Regions from separate parts of the Homo sapiens genome. Here region 1 is linked to region 2. The links are chromatin contacts, found by Hi-C or POLR2A ChIA-PET in ENCODE. All regions are on one chromosome and are shown on one strand. Each heading gives the region's core, a stretch centred on a gene start or an enhancer-like site at or near the end of the contact. The rest is flanking DNA. Distances are from core to core; before and after follow the strand shown. Region 1 overlaps CAMTA1 (calmodulin binding transcription activator 1). Region 2 overlaps CAMTA1 (calmodulin binding transcription activator 1).

Region 1 (6,170 bases), core at 1,237-3,736, 45 kb after region 2:
AGACCAAATCTAGTCTGTCCAACCCAGTCCCAACACATAGGGAGCACTCGCCTGACCGAGGGCTGAGGGGCCCCCTTCACCTCTCTACCCCAGGAGAGACCTGACCACCTCCCAGAGTTCATTCATTCAAGCATTTACTAGGGACTTAAAAAGCGCAAGGCACTGGGAATACAGCAGCAATTAACACCGTCCTCGCTATGGGGAGACAGACAAGTAATAAATGTGTAAGAGCAGCAGTGAAAAGGCCAGGTGTAGAGGGGACCTCTGGCATGGCTCAACCAAGAGTCCGGCCCTGTCCTGCGATTCTTTCAATGCCTCCCTCCTCCTTACTGTTCTCTATTCTCAGGCCGACTTCCCTGTGTTAGTAAAATGACTGTAGTCATCTCAGGCCCCAGATATTCTCCACTGTCCTAAAGAAGAGAGAACCTCTCTTTTCCCAACCATTGGGTAAAAAGTCCGAGGTTTCGCTCTGGATCTGTTTAGGTCCTCTGACCTCCTGAACCAATCACTGCAGCTAGTGGATACAATTCATTTAGACTAAGGATTGACAAACTATGGCCCATGAACCAAATCCAGTCCACCATCTGCTTTTAAAAATAAAGGTTTTTGAGGAGGCCGAGGCAGGTGATCATTTGAGGTCAGGAGTTCGAGACCAGCCTGGCCAACATGGTGAAACCCTGTCTCTACTAAAAATGCAAAAATTAGCCGAGTGATAGTGGTGTGCACCTGTAATCCCAGCTACAGGGGAGGCTGAGGCAAGGGAATCGCTTGAACCCGGGAGGCAGAGGTTGCAATGAGCTGAGACTGTACCACTGCACTCCAGTCTGGGTGACAGAGTGAGAGCCTGTCTCAAAAAAATAATAATTAAAAAAATAAAGTTTTATTGGAACCCCTCCATGCACATTTGTTTACATATTGTGTGGCTTTTCCAAGACTATGGCGGAATCAAGAAGGCGCCATAGAGACAGTATTGCCTAGAAAGCCAAAAAGATGTACAGAAAAGGCCTTTTACAGAACAAGTTCGCAAACCCCTCACTCAGACACATCTGAGTCTGTCCTGGGAGATGGTGTTAGAGGAAATTCTCCCAATTGTAGTGAGCTTTACATAAGTGCTGGAGGGCAGTTGATCTATGCACTGTAGCACCTGCTATTCCTGTAGCCATTCAGCCAAAGAAGCCTGACGGCCTTGTATGTAACTAACTGTGTGCTCTGCCAGAGAGATCCTAGCTTCAGAGAGAGAGAGGAAGCCGTGTTACATAATCAGAGTAGCCAAAAGCAAGAAGCAACCCAAAAGTCCCTCCACAGAGGAATAAACAAAATGTGCTCTATCCATACGATGGAATAATATTCACCCATAAACAGGAATGAAGTATGAACCCACGCTACCACCAGGATGAACCTGAGGACGTATTGCTGAGTGAAAGAAGTCAGTCGCAGCAGGCCGCACATGGTGTGTTTCATTTATGTGAACGTCCAGGCAAATCCACAGACACAGAAAGCGGGTGGGTGGTTGCCTGGGGCCGGGGGCAGGGAGGAGTGGGGAGGGGCTGCTTCAGGAGAATGGGGTTTCCTTTCAGGGTGATGAAATGTTTTAGAACTAGACAGTGGTGATGGTTACACAGCTGAGAACATCCTAACATCCACTGACCTGTACACTTTAAAATGGTGAATTTTATGATATGTGAATTTTACTTCAATTAAAAAAAAATCGGAGACCGAGTCAGAGGCCGCACTAAACTATGGGGCTGGTGGGGGATGAGGCCTGTGGGCCCAGCAGGTGCATTTAAAGTGGGGACCCAGGGGCCAGGGCTTCCTGGGAGGGACTTTATTCCAGCTTTTCCTTAGCTCATATCTTGCACCGGCTCCTCGAGGCACCCCATCCCCATCCCCACTCTGTCTCTGACTTGCCTGGGTGGCCTGACAGTGGCCTGTGCGCCTCAGGGTGGCACCTGCAGGCACCCTCCTCCCTGGCTTTCTTGAGCACCTGATGGTGAAATGCCACCATGCATGACAGAGTCTATAAATTTGCCTGCAGGTCTGGCATTTATGTTTGGCACCTTTGTAAAAATATTATTTCCCATTGCTACCCAGTTTTTATAATGTCAATATACTAAGATCTACCTCTCAGTATTACAATTTATACACAATGCTGCTTTCTTTATACCCTAGAGCACATGTGTTTTTCTAACTTAGCTTTCAAAAATAGTTGATTTTCAAAGAGATGTCGCAGGAGACTTGCTGTTGGCAGTGAAATAAGTTTTTTTATTGTGGTCTGGAGCAAAATATGTGATGGAATCCTTAATTGAAATTCACCTTTAACATTCAAGTTATATTTTTATTACAATTTGAATCCATTGTGAGGGATCGTTATCTGCAGAGATTCATTTCCTTCGGGAAGTTTCTTCTTTGGTGATGTAATTTAAATTCAGGGAGCCGGGAAAAAACACCAGCGTCTCGTATTTCAAACCGCTGGCAGAAAAGGCTGCTGGTGTCAGTGCCCAGGAAACCGTAAAACAAAGCACTTTCTCTGTCTATGGATTGTCTTCCTGTTGCGTCCTCATCGGGGCATTCTGGGGCTTGTCTGAGCTTCTTAACCAGCAGAATTCCCTAGAAGGCAAGGGCAGTGGCCGTCTGAACTGGCAGGCAGCATTAAAAGGGGACTGAACTCCTTCACTGTCTTTGTTTCTGACACCTCGCTTTGATCTCTTGGCCTCCCGATGCCTCTCCTTGCCTCTTCCTCCTAAGGACAGCTTTCCTTGTGTTCTCATTTTCCAAACAACACACATCAGCGAACCGACAAAGCCTGTCTGCGTGCGTCTGCCTTGCGCCATGGAGCAGAGACTTGAGGCTGCGGCCAGGCAGAAACAGGACTGCCAAGTGAGCGGTGGAGAAAAAGGGCTGTTCTTAATCAGTAGTCATCACTTTGTGGAGGATAATGGCAATTTAATTAATTGCCCAATGCCAGTGCTGAAGACAGGGTCTGCAGGAACATTGCTAGAATTTGAGGAAATTATTACAAATTGTGCATTCAACTCTTAGGATGAATACCAAATCCAGACATCATATGTTTTAACATACCTATTATTTATATGCAAATCTGGCTCTTCAAAGAGGATTTCCCAGGAGCCCATGGGGTTAGTTTTCCTGTAGGCTCAGAAAGTGACTGTCCATTTGCCCGGCACGTCCCTCTCCTCTGGTATCCCAAGGAAGGTTGCCCAGTTAAGTCCGGGTCCGGTGGCTCACGCCTCTAATTCCAGCACTTTGGGAGGCTGAGGCAGGTGAATCACCTGTGGTCGGGAGTTTGAGACCAGCCTGACCAACATGGAGAAACCCCGTCTCTACTAAAAATACAAAATTAGCCAGGCGTGGTAGCGCATGCCTGTAATCCCAGCTACTCTGGAGGCTGAGGCAGGAGAACTGCTTGAACCCAGGACATGGCGGTTGCAGTGAGCCGAGATCATGCTGTTGCACTCCAGCCTGGGCAACAAGAGCGAAACTCTGTCTCAAAAAAAAGAAAAGAAAAGAAGGTTGCCCAGTTGGATCAGATTTCACCACTTCTGGCCACTCTTCCTCTTTAGGGCCTAGTTCCATCAGGTCTTAGTAAGAATGTGGCATAAATACAGTATTGGTAGAAATAGTTTGAAGAGTCTTTCTGGAGCCAAGATAACAAACAGTCCTCCCTTCTGATGCCAGGCAGGGTTAGGCACTTTGGGCTCTATGAAAACTACCTTGCCTGGTCCACCCAGCTGATCTGATCATTCTGGATTGCTAAGCAAAGCTGTCAGGGTGGCACATGCTTGTGAACAGCAGCAGCAGTGGCCACGGGACAATGAGAGCAGTGGCTAGTTGGAATTTATTGAGCACTCACTCTGAGCCAGACTCTGTGCCAAGGGTTTTATCATAATGCCCTAAGGTCATGCAAGGATGGCAAAGATAAGCTGCTTTCTAAAGAAAGTGGTTAGGAAAATGTGCTCTGGAGTCAGACAGGCTGTATTAAGATAGGTTCAGCTGCAAGTGACCGAAAACATCATAATAGCGGTGACTTAAATAAGACGGTTTGATTTTTCTTTTTTTTATTTTTTATTTATTTATTTATTATTATACTTTAAGTTTTAGGGTACATGTGCACATTGTGCAGGTTAGTTACATACGTATACATGTGCCATGCTGGTGTGCTGCACCCACTAACTCGTCATCTAGCATTAGGTATATCTCCCAATGCTATCCCTCCCCCCTCCCCCAACCCCACAACAGTCCCCAGAGTGTGATGTTCCCCTTCCTGTGTCCATGTGTTCTCATTGTTCAATTCCCACCTATGAGTGAGAATATGCGGTGTTCGGTTTTTTGTTCTTGCAATAGTTTACTGAGAATGATGATTTCCAATTTCATCCATGTCCCTACAAAGGACATGAACTCATCATTTTTTATGGCTGCATAGTATTCCATGGGGTATATGTGCCACATTTTCTTAATCCAGTCTATCATTGTTGGACATTTGGGTTGGTTCCAAGTCTTTGCTATTGTGAATAGTGCCGCAATAAACACATGTGTGCATGTGTCTTTATAGCAGCATGATTTATAGTCCTTTGGGTATATACCCAGTAATGGGATGGCTGGGTCAAATGGTATTTCTAGTTCTAGATCCCTGAGGAATCGCCACACTGACTTCCACAATGGTTGAACTAGTTTACAGTCCCACCAACAGTGTAAAAGTGTTCCTATTTCTCCACATCCTCTCCAGCACCTGTTGTTTCCTGACTTTTTAATGATCGCCATTCTAACTGGTGTGAGATGGTATCTCATTGTGGTTTTGATTTGCATTTCTCTGATGGCCAGTGATGGTGATTTTTCTACCTGGGAAACGATTGGTTAGAGGGTTGAGAACTGGCTGGGCAACTGGTTGCTCATTAGAGTCCCAGCCTCCAATAATGCAGTACCACTGTCCTCAATAGATAGCCTTCACCTCATGGCACAAAATAGCTGCTTGAGTTCAAGCCATAGTGCCTGCATTCCAGCCAGCAGGAAAGGAGAGAACAACGCTTTTGCCTGTATCCTACTGGCCAGAATGCAATTGCAGTCACATCTAACTACAGAGGAGGGTAGGAAATGTAGGCTTCACTCTGAGTGTCCACATGCCCAGCTAAATTTGGGGATTCTAATACTTAAGGAAGAGAAAGCTGGGCAAAGGGAAACAGATAGCTATCTCTGCCATAGAGTTAGATGCAAAGTTAGTTGTTTTCCTTGGGTGAATTGGGATATGTCTTCTGGATATCATTTCCTTATCTATGAAATCAGGTAAATCTGGTACTTGGAGAGGATGTGCGCTAATTGCTCTGTGATGCTTAGCGTAGTACCAGATGTAAACATGGGCCAGAAGGATGGAAGGCGTTGCCATCATTCCCCAGGACAGGCACAGCCCCTGGTTCTTCCATCTGAGGCCAGCCTCTAGTACTAGCTATGGGGAATTGGCAAGCCAATTAATTTATTCTACACTTCATAGTTTAAATACTCTGCCACATTTGAATTCCGTAATAAGCCAGTGTGATTGGTGTTCTTGCCCCCACTGTAGCAAGGCTGGCCCAAGGACTCAAACCCAGATCCCTCCAATGTGAAATGCGGCGCTCTTTCATTTCTCCATACATTGATGAGCCCTCCTGCAGGCAAAAGAATAAAAGGACAACAATATTTGACATAAAACATTAAGCACATGCCTCTTTGTTGCAGTGATTTCTTAGCCTAGATAGATACTTGCTTCCTAGATGATAGATAGATAGATAGATAGATAGATAGATAGATAGATAGATATTCCTATAGCCTCAAAGGTTGAGTCTAGGAAATTTTGAGAAAATGCTTTCCTTTTGCCAATGAGTTCATTTATTTATACAACCAGTATCTATTTACTGAGCAACTAGTATGTGCCAGGCACTGTGCTAAACACTGGGAATATAATGATGAACAAAACCAGACCATCTCCATGCTTGTGTGGAGCTTAGCGTTCTATGTGGGAAGAAGTAAGATAATCACATGATCATAAAAATCAAGGGCATGCTTGCCTGGAAATTGTACACTGAGACCACATGGAGAGTGTGGGTCGTAACCCTGCAGGGCTTCCTACGCCATCAACACACTAAGACCTTTGCCGCAGAAAAGGAAGAAGGAGGGCCAGGACG
Region 2 (6,283 bases), core at 1,789-4,288:
GGGGAAGGTGGCCATTGAGGGCTGCTGACTCTGGGTAACTTACATGTCCCTCGTCCTTCTTATTCTGCTTTGGATGATCCCACAGAGCTCTTTTGAGGTCTTTGTATTTTGACAGCAGGAGGCCCATGACAAACTATTTGGGATTCAAGACTTAGACGCCTCTCCCCAACCCGTTTGTGCAGAAAGATTGGCTTCCCCCACAACATAAATGTCCACACTGAAACCCTGTAACTCCATCCTTATTACACGGTTCCAGGGAGACTCTGGGATCATGCTTCACAGTTGATGTTTGTGCACCAAATGGAAATGCAGCAAGAGTGCACCAGGTCTGGAGAGGGGCTGCTGGTGTGGGGCCTCTGAGGGGGCCCCGATCTGCCAGTCACTCTGAGTTCCCTGTCAGGAGACTCATAAAGAAGGCCAGCGAGGACTGGGAACACATGTTTATTTTATGAATGACTTCGGGGAAAGAGGAGAAAAAAAATCCTCCAGAATGTCATCCAGGAGGCTGTGTTCTTTTTATTATGTTTTGTCGGTAAACAAAAAAAATGGCCACATTTAATACTTATACCAGTCCTGTGGGATTTCTCTGACTAATGTAAAATGACAGTTGTCACAACATTCTATATAAATACAAGTCTGTTTGCAGGAGCCTTTTCTATTTTTAATGTAAACCACACCTAACTCGCTCTGAAGAATTGTACCCTTGGAATTTAGAGTCCTGTCTGTTGTCTATTCACGGGACTGTATTGTCTTAGGAGCAGCCCGGAAGAAACCAAAGACATCCAGAACTTTTTAGTTTAACGTGAGAATTATTCACCTAATTTTCCCGCAGCCATTGTGTTACTTAATTTATTGTTGTGTGGAGCTGTATGGTGATGTCGCTAATGAGCGACACAGTGTACTTGGTGAGCCAATCCATAATTTAGGAGGCTGCTGATGATCTTTGTGCTGTCTGCAGGCTGAGCAAAGCAGGCAGTAAAAATAAAGAATATACTTACAGTTTATAGAAATGAGCACACACCCGCAGATACACACACACACACACAATACCCATTACTAGGCTTGCAACCCCCATGGTTGCACGAAGCGTGAGCTTGTGTGCTGAGAGGTGCAGGGAAAGCTGACCGTAGGCTTGATAAGTTCACAGTGGACTCATGGCCACTCTGTTGTGGACTGTCACACTATGGAGAGTTGGTGGAAGAAGTTGGCTTCCATGAGAGGGGGCAAGTGTGAAGCCCTTTATGGTCTGTTTCCTTGCATTCCTCAGCCATTTATTGCTGCACCCACTCCAGCGGGCATGAGCAACAGAATCCTCTTTAGTCCTAGTGGCAGGTCACCCAGTGACTGGCATTCAGGAGCTAAACTGATTGATGGTAAACTTGATGATGTCGCCCTTCTCTGCAGTTTTTGGACAGGGATAGCAAACATGTCAGAGGATGACTCTCAGGTGATTATGAGCTTCCCTGTCGAGGTTGGGCTCTGCAAGCTTTGGCAATTGACATGAGTTGAACCTAGTTGTCATTCCTGCCGGTGAGGGAGAGACCCGCAGGGGAGTCGGATCTGACACGGGACCCCACGCTGCAGAGTGATGATCGCATAGGCACGCCTTCCTGCAAGGTCACAGGTGGAACAGGTGGAGAGAACACACCGTTCTCTCTGCTGTGAAATTCCCTTTGCACTGGGAGATTTCCCGGCAGAGGTCCTACATTTCGGCAGTGAGAAATGTCAGGGGCTCCTGCCATGCGCAGCCAAGGCATTGGATCTTCATATTGGATCCAGGAAGACAACTTTGTGAAAGGAAAAGGCTGAGGGGCTTAAATGCTGCTGTCGTCCCAGCTTCTAGGGAGGCTGGGGTTACAGCCTCCGCCATGTTGCAGATTCTCCAATAAGCATCCCGGTGATCTGTGTGCCTTGCAGGGGCGTGGAGCCTGGTGTATTTACATACCACGGACTAGGTTTAAAAATCAACTTTAGATTTGCTTTGCCGTTTGCAGTCTCTTGAATAAAGCATTTTTGTAGCCTCCTCAAAATCCTCTCTCTGTGTTTACATTTTAATGGGCATTCCAGTGAAATGGAGGAATTTTTTTTTATTACTTACATTTATCAAGGAAAGAGGTGGGGTTGGAAACTGCCAAGCAGCAGGGCCGCCTCTCTTTAGACTCCTGGGGCTCTCTGCTCTCCAGCCTGATGTGGGCAAATTGTGTCACGTAGCCAGGCAAGTGGGAAGGAGAGGAAAGGCCATTTTAATCTGGCTTTTAAATATACATCCCTGAGAATTTACAGAATTTTAAAATAGTACTTTAGATCTCAAACATCGCTGAAAGAAATGAACACGTGTAAGAAGAATATTAAATTGCACTGGTCTACGTGGAAAGTAAAGTCTGTCACATGTAATGAGGTATCATTCCAGAATTGTCCTTTTGGAAAAGAAAGGGGGAAAAAAATCACTCTCCCTGCCAGGGCAGAGGAGCCCTTGACTAGTTCTTCATCACAAATACTCTTGGAAGGAGGGTCCTAAGGTGACCTCTCCATTCCTTGGCAACATTTTCGGGACAGTTTTGGTTTCTGTGGCTGCGTAAGGGGAAACCCCTCTTGGATCTTGGGCACAGAAGCCACCTCCTGGAGGCAGTCAGTTCTTTTGGATGCGGAAACGGAATTTCTGCTTACCCTAGCATGTAGCTAATATTAAGATCTTCTTGTGCAAAGGGCTCCCCTATCACAGTTGAACATACAGTGTCATAAAACTGGGCCAAGGCAGCTTCCGGGGCTTTGCATGTGTGGAACTGCCAGTGTTTTCATCTCCCCCGGGGGATGTCTCTCTTGTTCCTCCCCTGACATTCCCAGGAGATCCCTAATTAAAGCTACAGATACGGTTTAAAAATATACTCACCAGATGTTAGTTTAAAATGACCTATAACTGGCAGCAGAGATGGAAGAGGCTGACGGTGTCTGAGGCCTTCCGGTCGCCTTTTCCTAGGCTGTCATTCGGTATGCAAATGAAGCCCAGCAGAATCTGAGAGCCAGCTCTGCCAAGCCATAAAACCAACTGTTTTGAAAGCAATGCATCAGTAATTCTTATCACCTGGCATCTGGAGTGCGGGAAAGCTCCCTTCCTAACTAGAACATGTCATAGCATGACTTAGGAGGAAGCTCTCATTTTGCACTCCGCGGACAATTTAAACTGATGAATCTGCTTGCTGAAGCTCATACAGATCCCTTTAGGACAAACCATTTTTTAAACCAAATCCAGGCTCTGAGACACCCCTGCTATGACTTTACTGGACCTATATACTACGGAGAAGAGGGCTTGTTTGGCAGCACAGCTTTTGTGTGTGTGTGTGTGGGGGGGGGGGGGGGGGGTGGGGGTGGGGGGTGTCAGACCCCGAGGCTACCCTTCTGGGGTTTTGTTTAGATTCTTCTGTGCAAGTTCCCACCAAGTTTTCAGTGAGTTAGACTTTCAGGGTAATCCCGGTTTGCCTTGCAAAGCTGAGGAAATGAGGAATGTCATGGGTATCAATATCTTTCCTGAGAACTGAAATTTACCAGTAGCACATTCCTATCGGGCATTTATCAAAACAAACATATAGGTCAAATGACCGTTTACTCAGCAGCCACCTGTCAGTGCCTTGGGACGTCAGCAGTCCCGGGGATGCCCGTCAAAGCAGCTGAGTGATCTCGGCCCTGAACATTGCCAACTTCCCGCCTGATGCCCTGGAGCTGAGGCTCCAGCTTGAGGCTTCCCAGTGCTTTGGATAAAAAGATGGGTCTGCACCTGAGAGCCATATACATCTCGCTCTGGGGAGAAAACCCAGGCAGGGCTTTCACACAGAGGAAGAGTGAGGCCAGGATTTATACTCAGAGAGGATGGGCAAATAGCATTCACGCGTGTGTCCTCCAGGGTGGAATCTGCCAGGCTGACTTACAGTGCAGGAATTTTGCCAGTCAGTGGAGGTAGATGTGTTTATAGATAACGTTAAAAAAAAAAAAAAAGGCAAAAACCAAGACCTCTGCAACCTTGGTATTTGAAACACAGAACACGGGTTTGTGTACTAAGTAAAATGTGGTTAAATAAGATTAATCTATTGATGGTGGGGAAGAGAGCCTGTAAGGCAGATTGGGTGTCTCAGAGGCATAATTATTTATCAAACTAATTAAAATGTAACCACCGGCTCATCGACTCTGGAAACCGGCTTTCCTGCCCAAGAAGCAGCCCTCTCCTGAGCACCTGTGATTTTATTTTTCATTCATTATCCCACTGAAACACAAAACAAAGACCCAAATTGGCCACCTGGAGTGGCCGCTCTCACCCTCTGCCTGGCCATGGCCTGCCTGGACTGGGTGTTGGGGAGGGATGCATGGGGACAGTGTTGTTCACAGTGTGGGTGAGTGAGTGAGCCCACCTGGTCCCCCATGAAGCCCTGAGATGCCAGGAGCTCTACTGGCTGTGGCCTGGGGCTGTGTGATGGAGAGCACGTGTGTTCATCAGCGCCCAGAGGCCTGGGCTATTCAGTTGGGCCATCTCTGCAGCCCAGAGCTGCCTGGTAGGGCTTTGCCATGGATTCCTGGCTTGGAGGAGTCATGATTAGCATGAACTTGCAAACCCAGACCAGGCGAATTGACTTGGGGGTGATGAGATGCACCAGCTGGTGGAAGCAGCTTCTCTCTGGCCATCCTTCCAGAACGGAGCAAGTTTCCTGGCCCATAGTCCCTGCTTCCATGACCACCCTGGCCTCTCAGGAGCATGTACGTGTGATTGCAGGGGTGGGCAGGGAGAGGACACTTAGCAGAGGGAAGAGGCACAGGGCTTGTTACATAAATGACTTGGGACTGTTGAGCAGGTGCAGAGAGGTCTGTTGAGAAATGAAAGGCAGAGAGCCTAGCCCAGCAAGGCCAGGGCGAGGAACCTGGCAGGAGGCCTTGACTCCTTGATCGCATTTCTCTGTTTCACGTCCCGAGGTGGGCAGGGGGCTGGGAACCTCCCCTGCAGAGCTAACCACTGGGCCTCCTTCACAGAGCTCTCTCGGGGCCAGCAACAGGGAGAAGGCCATGGCCCTTCTATCTTCCTCACTCCTGTCCTTTGGAGTCCCCACATGTGTGCCAAGGAACTCAAGGCCAGCGGCCCCCTCCCTATCTTCCTCTGGATCATAGCTCCTAGGTCCCATCCAGGAAGAAAGAAAATGAGGTGGCAGGTCCAGAAGCCTTTTTGCTTTTCTGTTGATTTATGTCCCTGAGGCCTCTGAGCAATAACTAATACATGACTTGAATACGATCCCTAGTGATCTGACCTCTCTGGGGGAGTTGCTTAGGCAGATTACGGCAGATGATTGAGCAGAATGTTGGTGAGTCCGTAGTGGCCTGGTGGTTCTAGGAGGCCTGGCTTAGAGCCAGTCCATCAATACCTATCACCTTGTGAGGGGGACGGGGACTAAGGACCTGTGTCCACCCGACTGCCACATCGTCCTCTTCCTTTGAGGGGAGGTAAGCACCCCTTGCGAGGTTAGGAGAGGGCGTGTCTGATAGGCATTGCAGTGGTTCATTTCATCTGTCAATTTGACCCGGCCGTGGTACCCAGATGTCGGTCAAACACCAGTCCCGATGTCTCTGTGAAGGTATTTTGTAAATGTGATGAACATTTAAATCAGCAGACTTTGAGGGAAGTGGTTGACCCTCCGTAATGTGCATGGTGGGCCTCATCCAATCACAGTGTGGGCCGTGGGCTCATCCAATCACAGTGTGGGCCGTGGGCTGCATCCAATCACAGTGTGGGCAGTGGGCCTCATCCAATCACAGTGTGGGCAGTGGGCCTCATCCAATCACAATGTGGGCGGTGGGCCTCATCCAATCACAATGTGGGCGGTGGGCCTCATCCAATCACAATGTGGGCGGTGGGCCTCATCCAGTCACAATGTGGGTGATGGGCCTCATCCAATCAGGGAAAGGCCTTGAGAGCAGACCGAGGTTTCCCTAAGAAAAAGGAGTTCTGCCTCCAGGCTGCAACCTAGAAGCGCTGCCTGAGTTTCCAGCCTGTTGCCTAGTGGAATTTGGACTCAAGATTACAGCATCAACTCTTACCCGAATTTCCAGCCCGCTTGTCCGCCCAACAAATTTGGGATTTGTCAGTCCCCACAATAGATCGTGTGAGCCAATTCCTTAGAAATAAACATGTATATATATATGTATTATATGTGTATATATACTATATATAGCTACATAACATATATACATATATACATATATGTACATATATATTATATACACACAATAGGACTACATATATATTGTC

Evidence for each region. Hi-C counts contacts between places; a loop is a spot of excess contacts on that map. ChIA-PET counts read pairs that join two places held with the same protein, here RNA polymerase II (POLR2A).
Region 1: a loop to region 2 is called in a map of K562, with 2.0 times the contacts of the local background. The contact joins two enhancer-like sites. A Hi-C loop is called at or near these places in 1 of 168 maps with a recorded cell type or tissue (K562) and 1 of 37 single-sample maps with no recorded cell type. POLR2A ChIA-PET finds 5 or more read pairs at or near these places in 1 of 52 experiments (HCT116).

The regions. Positions count from the first base shown.
Region 1 is chr1:7,377,070-7,383,239 of GRCh38, forward strand. All of the region lies in intron 5 of CAMTA1 (calmodulin binding transcription activator 1), which reads left to right. It overlaps CAMTA1-AS2 (CAMTA1 antisense RNA 2), which reads right to left. Exons shown (of 3, transcript NR_146199.1): 3 at 5,418-5,654. Among named protein-coding and RNA genes, the nearest start is that of CAMTA1-AS2, 9.6 kb to the right of the region's middle. RefSeq lists enhancers at 1,373-1,999, 2,000-2,625, 2,626-3,252, 3,253-3,877. Within about 2 kb of position 2,487, at least 6 of the 41 ENCODE cell types and tissues checked have a DNase peak (open chromatin) inside an H3K27ac peak, as active enhancers do.
Region 2 is chr1:7,331,798-7,338,080 of GRCh38, forward strand. All of the region lies in intron 5 of CAMTA1 (calmodulin binding transcription activator 1), which reads left to right. Among named protein-coding and RNA genes, the nearest start is that of CAMTA1-IT1, 29 kb to the right of the region's middle. RefSeq lists an enhancer at 4,098-4,975. Within about 2 kb of position 3,039, at least 2 of the 41 ENCODE cell types and tissues checked have a DNase peak (open chromatin) inside an H3K27ac peak, as active enhancers do.